Linked DNA regions of Homo sapiens: region 2 is linked to region 1. The links are chromatin contacts, found by Hi-C or POLR2A ChIA-PET in ENCODE. All regions are on one chromosome and are shown on one strand. The core of a region is the stretch at or near the end of the contact, and the rest is flanking DNA. Distances in the headings are between cores, read along the strand shown.

The links. Hi-C counts contacts between places; a loop is a spot of excess contacts on that map. ChIA-PET counts read pairs that join two places held with the same protein, here RNA polymerase II (POLR2A). Pooled maps may share reads with other maps.
Region 2: POLR2A ChIA-PET joins it to region 1 with 13 read pairs in activated T-cell. The contact joins two enhancer-like sites. A Hi-C loop is called at or near these places in 2 of 50 pooled maps. POLR2A ChIA-PET finds 5 or more read pairs at or near these places in 4 of 52 experiments (B cell, GM10248, H1 and 1 more).

The regions. Positions count from the first base shown.
Region 1 is chr12:50,049,450-50,052,569 of GRCh38, reverse strand. No RefSeq gene overlaps it. Among named protein-coding and RNA genes, the nearest start is that of ASIC1, 6.6 kb to the left of the region's middle. RefSeq lists an enhancer at 658-1,586. Within about 2 kb of position 1,654, at least 9 of the 41 ENCODE cell types and tissues checked have a DNase peak (open chromatin) inside an H3K27ac peak, as active enhancers do.
Region 2 is chr12:50,184,665-50,187,659 of GRCh38, reverse strand. The region is part of intron 9 of LIMA1 (LIM domain and actin binding 1); the gene reads left to right. Among named protein-coding and RNA genes, the nearest start is that of CERS5, 19 kb to the right of the region's middle. Within about 2 kb of position 1,524, at least 8 of the 41 ENCODE cell types and tissues checked have a DNase peak (open chromatin) inside an H3K27ac peak, as active enhancers do.

The sequences.
Region 1 (3,120 bases), core at 405-2,904:
TCTGTATCTGCTACAGGAGTCCATGGGTTCCAGGTTGCCTGTCAGGCAGGTGTCTGCCTCTGCAATCCTGAAGGAGTGATCTCTGGTCCTCACCGTTCCCCAGCACCTCTCATTCCTGGCTCTCTCGGTGTCTCAGGCTCTCTTTCTTGTGCCAGTGCATCTCTGGGGGGCTCTCTCCCCATACTGCTGCCTCTGTCTGGGTCTCAGCAGTTTGTCTGCACATCCAGGACCATGTTGAACCCTTCTTTTTTCTCCCCAATTAGGGGGTTGGGGGACAGCAGATGGCCACCTTCCTTCTATGGCACATTACAATTTGTGTGTCAACATGCCATTTGGGGGAGTCAAGACTTCAGAAGGGAGGGATCATTAAAGAGACAATAGGCTGGGCATGGTGGCTCACACCTGTCATCCAAAGCACTTTGGGAGGCGGAGGCAGGTGGATCACTTGAGGGCAGGAGTTGGCCAACATGGCAAAACCCCATCTCTACTAAAAATACAAAAATTAGCTGGGCATGGTGGTAGGTGCCTGTAATCCCAGCTACTCAGGAGGCCGAGGCAGGGAGAACTGCTTGAACCCGGAAAGCAGGGTTTGCAGTGAGCCGAGATTGCGCCACTGCACTCCAGCCTGGGAGACAGAGCCACACTCCATCTCGAAGAGAGAGACAGAGAGGTGGAGAAATCGGGGCCAAGGCAGAACTTCAAAGGGCAGATGGACACACAATATGGAGTGAGAGGGAGGAGTGGAGACAGATGGAGAGGAAAGAGAAGAGAGAAGGTAGGGAGAGATGGAAAGATAGAGACTTCAAGATAGGGAAGAGACTGTTAAGGTCCTTCCCTGCTTTCAAATTCTGGGTCTTTGAGAACAAGCAAGAAAGGAGAGAAACAAAAGGTTCACATAGTGCCTGGGGTTATTTCCCCTCGCAGGAAACTTCCCTGGTTATCTCCCTACGGTAGCACTGACCCCCACTTCCCCCCTACACCACCTGCCCTGGTTTCTCTGTTTTGGGGGCTCTGGCTGGCCTGAGAGCAGATCTGTCCTGTCTCCTCCTCTTGCACCCCCTCAAGTCGGGGTGCTCCCCCAGAGCGAGCAGCGGCTGTCTTGACTACCAGAGGAGATGACGGAGGGGGAGAAATGTGGCTGAGACAGGCCTGGTGAGAGGAATGCGCCCAGGTCCAAACACAGCCCGCATTCGGTAGGTGCATTGTATTGAGGGCGCCCTCAGGCGGGACTGGCTCTCTAGCTCTGGGGTGCTGGGACCTGGCCTGAGTCTGGCTATTGTAGCCTCTCAATAGCGTTTAATGAGTTGTATAATAAGGAGCACCCCTGCGGGGGTTCTGGCTGGGTCTGGGCTTCCCAGGGCCTGGGGACACCTTCTTCCCCTGCATCAGTTGGCTTTTCAAGGCGCTTGTGTCTCTGAGCTGTCCCCCAGCTAAGTACAGTCCTCCCCTCTCCCCATCCCCCATAGGAAGACCCCTCTACAGCCTGCTGCCCTTCCCCACGGACCCCCCTCCCACCCTACCCAGGCCCCTCTGGAAGACGCAATCTCAGCGCCCAGGGCGGCCGCCCAGCCAGAGGAGGCAGTGCCGGTGAATAATTCATGGGGCTGGGAGGCCCTTATCTCCCTGGCCGGCCCCACCCGGGGCCCCGGCGCTGGGCCGCCGTCCCGCGGCTCCCCGCTTTATCTCGACGCCCAGCTTGTAATGCAGCCCGCCATATCACAGGCAGAAGGGGAGATTAATTTTCTAGTTTTGCATGGGCGGGGAGGGGGAGGGGGCGAGGGGAGGTGCTGGGGAGCAGAAGCTGGGATCTTTCCGATTTCAGACTCCAGCGGCTTAATCCTCTCCCAGGCCTGCAGGAAGGGGAGGAAGAGGTTGTTGCAAGCCAAATTTCATCATCAGCGGCAGCCCCAACAGAGGGAGGAGGCGGCGAGGGGCAAACAGACGGGAGAGGCAGCGGCGCTGGCGCAGAAAGGGGAGTTGTTTGGAAACAGGGTAATAGGCGGCCCTCTCAGCCTCGGCTCACAGGAGGCTCAGCTTGTCGGGAGCTGGAACTCCAGGCCGTGTGGGGCTTGCACGTGGGCACATGTATGTGCACACACAGGAGCTCCGGGCACATAGGCATACTCTTTGGGAACGGACACCAGGCTGGTGTCCGCTGCACCTCACACAGTGCCTGGCACAGAATAGACAAAAAAAAAAAAAAAAAAAAATGTTGACTGACTGAGGGGCTAAATGTCTGAGAGAATGTTGATGAGCTGAGCACACACAGCTCCACATGCTCCTAGAATCTGGCTCTGCCGTCTTCTTGCCATCTGCTCGGTGGACCCTGCATGTACAGACTGCTGGCTTCGTTGGTTTTCTGTACCCTCATAGTCTACACAGGTCAGTGAGGGTGGCCTGGGAAACCTGCAGGTTCCTGCTGCTTCTGCTTAGATGACACAACTACCCAGAGCTAGTAGAATCCACCGTCTGTTAGCTGAGCACCTATTACATGCCAGGCCTTGGGCTGGGCAGCCCTGTGTTTCCCAAGATCAATCAGAAGTGGGTCCTGCCTTCAAGGAGCTTATGGGTCAGCAGGGATGACCAGACACATAGGTGTTTGGCTCTGATGCAAGAAAGAATGCGATGCTTGCCAAGAAAGAGGTACTATTAAAGAGTTCAGAGGCAGGAGAGAGTTGGAGATGACCATGAAAGCATATTGGAAGAAGTGATATTTGAGATGGGTTTTGAAGGATGATAGGAGTTTGCAATGGCCATAATGGCATGGGAGGGAGGCAAGGCATTTCAGGTGGAGGGATAGTATGAAAGAAATGTTGATGATGGGGGACCAGGGTGAAGCATAGGGAGGAATTTAATCTGTCTGGTTGGCTGGAGGTGGCAGGGAATAAATAGTGAGGGCCAAGGCTGAGAAGTAGGAAGAGGTGAGGACGTAAGTATAAAGGAAATTGGATTTGCCCTGGGGTTACTGGAGAGCAATTAAATGGTTTTGAGCAGGAGGTGGCATAATCAAGGTAGTACTGGGATAAGATAAAGACAGCCAACATTTATTTAGCAAGTATGTGCTGGGCATTGTAGTAAGTGCTTCAAAAGGAGTTATTAAATCCTCACAACCTTCTTAGG
Region 2 (2,995 bases), core at 275-2,774, 140 kb before region 1:
GGAGGTTTTATGCTGGCTTGCAAAGCTGTCAAAATTATGCTAGAAGAGTGTCTAGAATCTTTTCTCACTCACTCACTATTACTGCCTTTTCAGAGGACTGTCCTTTCTTCTCTGTGTAGAGCACTCTATTTAAGATATGAATATTCCCCAAAATGCTTTCATAGAGTTTCACAGAAAATTAGAGGAAGGGTTAAGGCTGCACAGGGCTGGCCCAACCATTTGCTGTGTGGTGAAGAATTTCAGTTTCATTACCTAGATATTTTACACAAATTGGAAGGAATGAAAGGCATTTTGTGGTATTCTGAGGAATAGAGGCTTGACGTCAATACAGAATTTTCATCTTCTTTCACTATGTCTAAAGGCTAGTTAACATCAATGTCTGTTGTCAGCTGCTCCCCCCTACCTCCCACACACACCACAACTGGGGCCTTTATTAGAGTAAAAAATATATGAGACAAGAGGGTAAAAGAATGTAAATGAAGCCATGCAAATTTGTTAGAAAAACAGCTTTAAGTAGATGGTAATCAACAGAGGGTCTGTAATATCCCTCAAACGGGAAAGACAGTATTTATGAACATCAATTATTTATAGATTACCTCATTCACTCTAGAATATCCTGAAGATATTATCTACACATTTTTATTTGAAACAAAGGGAAGACCATAGTTTGTTCAAATTGCTGTCGTGGGATTAATTTCATTTGGGTTAGCATCTGCTCTCCTCCCCAAAGAGTTTCCCTTGGCTGTGGAAATTTAACATTCCAGGACAATTTAGAAAATGCTCTCTTGGTTTGTGAGTCAGGAGTTCTGAGTTTGTGCAGTGAGCAGGTCTATGCAGACCTACCCACAAAGGCTGAGGGAGCTGAAAAGCCAAAGAAAGAGGCTGACAAATCCAGTTTCTCAGAAAGAAACATTTAATAAGAGCTTATGAACAGAAGTGATGTCTAGGAGGCCATGAGACAGTGGATCCCTGCACCAGCCCTCCAGAAAATATCCTTTATATAGCAAGGTTTTAGGATAAAACATGTGCAGCTAGTCACGCTTGACTTTCTTGCAAAACTTATCACTGGAGCGATTGGATAAGCATCTTTATGAGGGGTTGTCTATGCTCTGGGCACTACCCCTTTATGAGGGATAATCTATGCTACAGGCATTGTTTAAAGACTTTGCTGCAGAACAAACCACCTTGGTATGCAGGAGTCAAACCACCAGTTAGCATGGTGGTTTCACTCCAAGATGGCATCACTCCTGCCATGCAACAGGCTGTTTTCCTACAGTTTTAATTCTATTTCTGTTATTGACTATGTGAACTTTGATAAGACCTGGTGTTTAACTTTCTACTTGGTAGGGGCAAAATGGTGGGAGAAGGGGAATGAAAAAAAAAATCTCTTACTAACTGAAAAAATATACTGTGAAGATAAAAAATGTCTAACATTGTCGTATTGGCAGTGTTTTAAACATGGCTGTGCCAAGTCTGAGCATGCCATGAAGGCATGGGCAGGATGTATGCCAGGCCTGTGATAATGGTAGAGATTTTTAGGCACTGACTATGCTTCCTGTTGTCTGAATAGACATGGGGGCAATTACAGAAAAGTGGCTGAGAGCCCAGGACATAGAAAATAAAGGGGAGGCACAGCCGCAGCCGCTGTGAGTTGGCATTTTACCATGTCGGGACCCTCTTGTCTTTATGAAACTAGAAGGGGCCCTTAGGCAGCTGCTGCTGCATAAACCTTAAATAATATTGAAAAGGGTTGATGTGAGAAATGAATAGGAATAATGGGACTCTGATAGGTCTGGCTAGTTAGAAGCTCAAGGTTAGTCAATTATGTGAGCTAGCAATCTATTAACTTGATGTTAAGGAGGAAGACAGACTTTTTGCTCCATGTGGGTGAAGGCTCTATTAAAGAGAGAGCCGATGTGGGTCAGGTGTGGGAGGTAGTAAGCCACTAAAGAATTGTTAATGAGACACTCCTTGTGTGGGTGAAGGCTCATAAAAGCTCGCTCTCCTGAGCTGGGATATGTTCCAGCCTCAGGTAGATACGAGTGAGGCTGATTTTGCCATGATTAGCAGAGTTACTTAAAAAGGAAAAAAAGAAAAATGTGGTCTTATTCTTGGATCTGAGTCTCTGAGTTTCAGCTCAGCTGCAGTAAAGCTCTCCAGGGCACGCCAAATGCTGTGTATTCATTGAAGGTTCCTGTTTGTCTCTTCCAGCTTCTGCCTCCTGCTCCTGGTACCTAATTTCTGCTCCTGCCTTCCACTTTCCTCCTAATGTGAGCTCAACTTTCAGCTTTCTCACAGGTTCTCCTTTCCTTCTGTTCCCTGGGCTGCTTCCCCCTCCCACAGTGTGTGCCTCCCCTCCGTGTGTTTGTGATGGAGGAGTGCTCTGCGTCCTTCAGTTCCCCTTTAGCAGAACAGTATCCATCTCCTCTTATCCCATGTGAAGTTTCTGTCTCCTGCTGTGTCTTTACTGACCAGAATGAGCACTTACTCTCCTACATCTATTTCAAGTGTTAAAAAATACAGAATTCCGGGCCAGGCGCAGTGGCTCACACCTGTAATCCCAGCACTTTGGGAGGCCAAGGTGGGCAGATCACAAGGTTAGGAGTTAGAAACCAGCCTGACCAACATGGTGAAACCCCATCTCTACTAAAAATACAAAAATTAGCCGAGTGTGGTGGTGCACGCCTGTAATCCCAGCTACTCAGGAGGCTGAGGCAGGAGAATCGCTTGAACCCGGAAGGTGGAGCTTGCAGTGAGCTGAGATCGCGCCACTGTACTCCAGTCTGGGTGACAGAGTGAGACTCTGTCTCAAAAAACAAAACAAAACAAAAAAAACAAAAAACGCAGAATTCCCTTTCTGCAACTGAAAATGATTTTTAATCTGATAAATACATTTGTCCTACTTTTACATTATGTGAATTGTGATTTGTACAGGCTCTCTCCAGTAGCATCCATTATACTATTACACCAAAAATTTATTCTGCTTTTTAATATC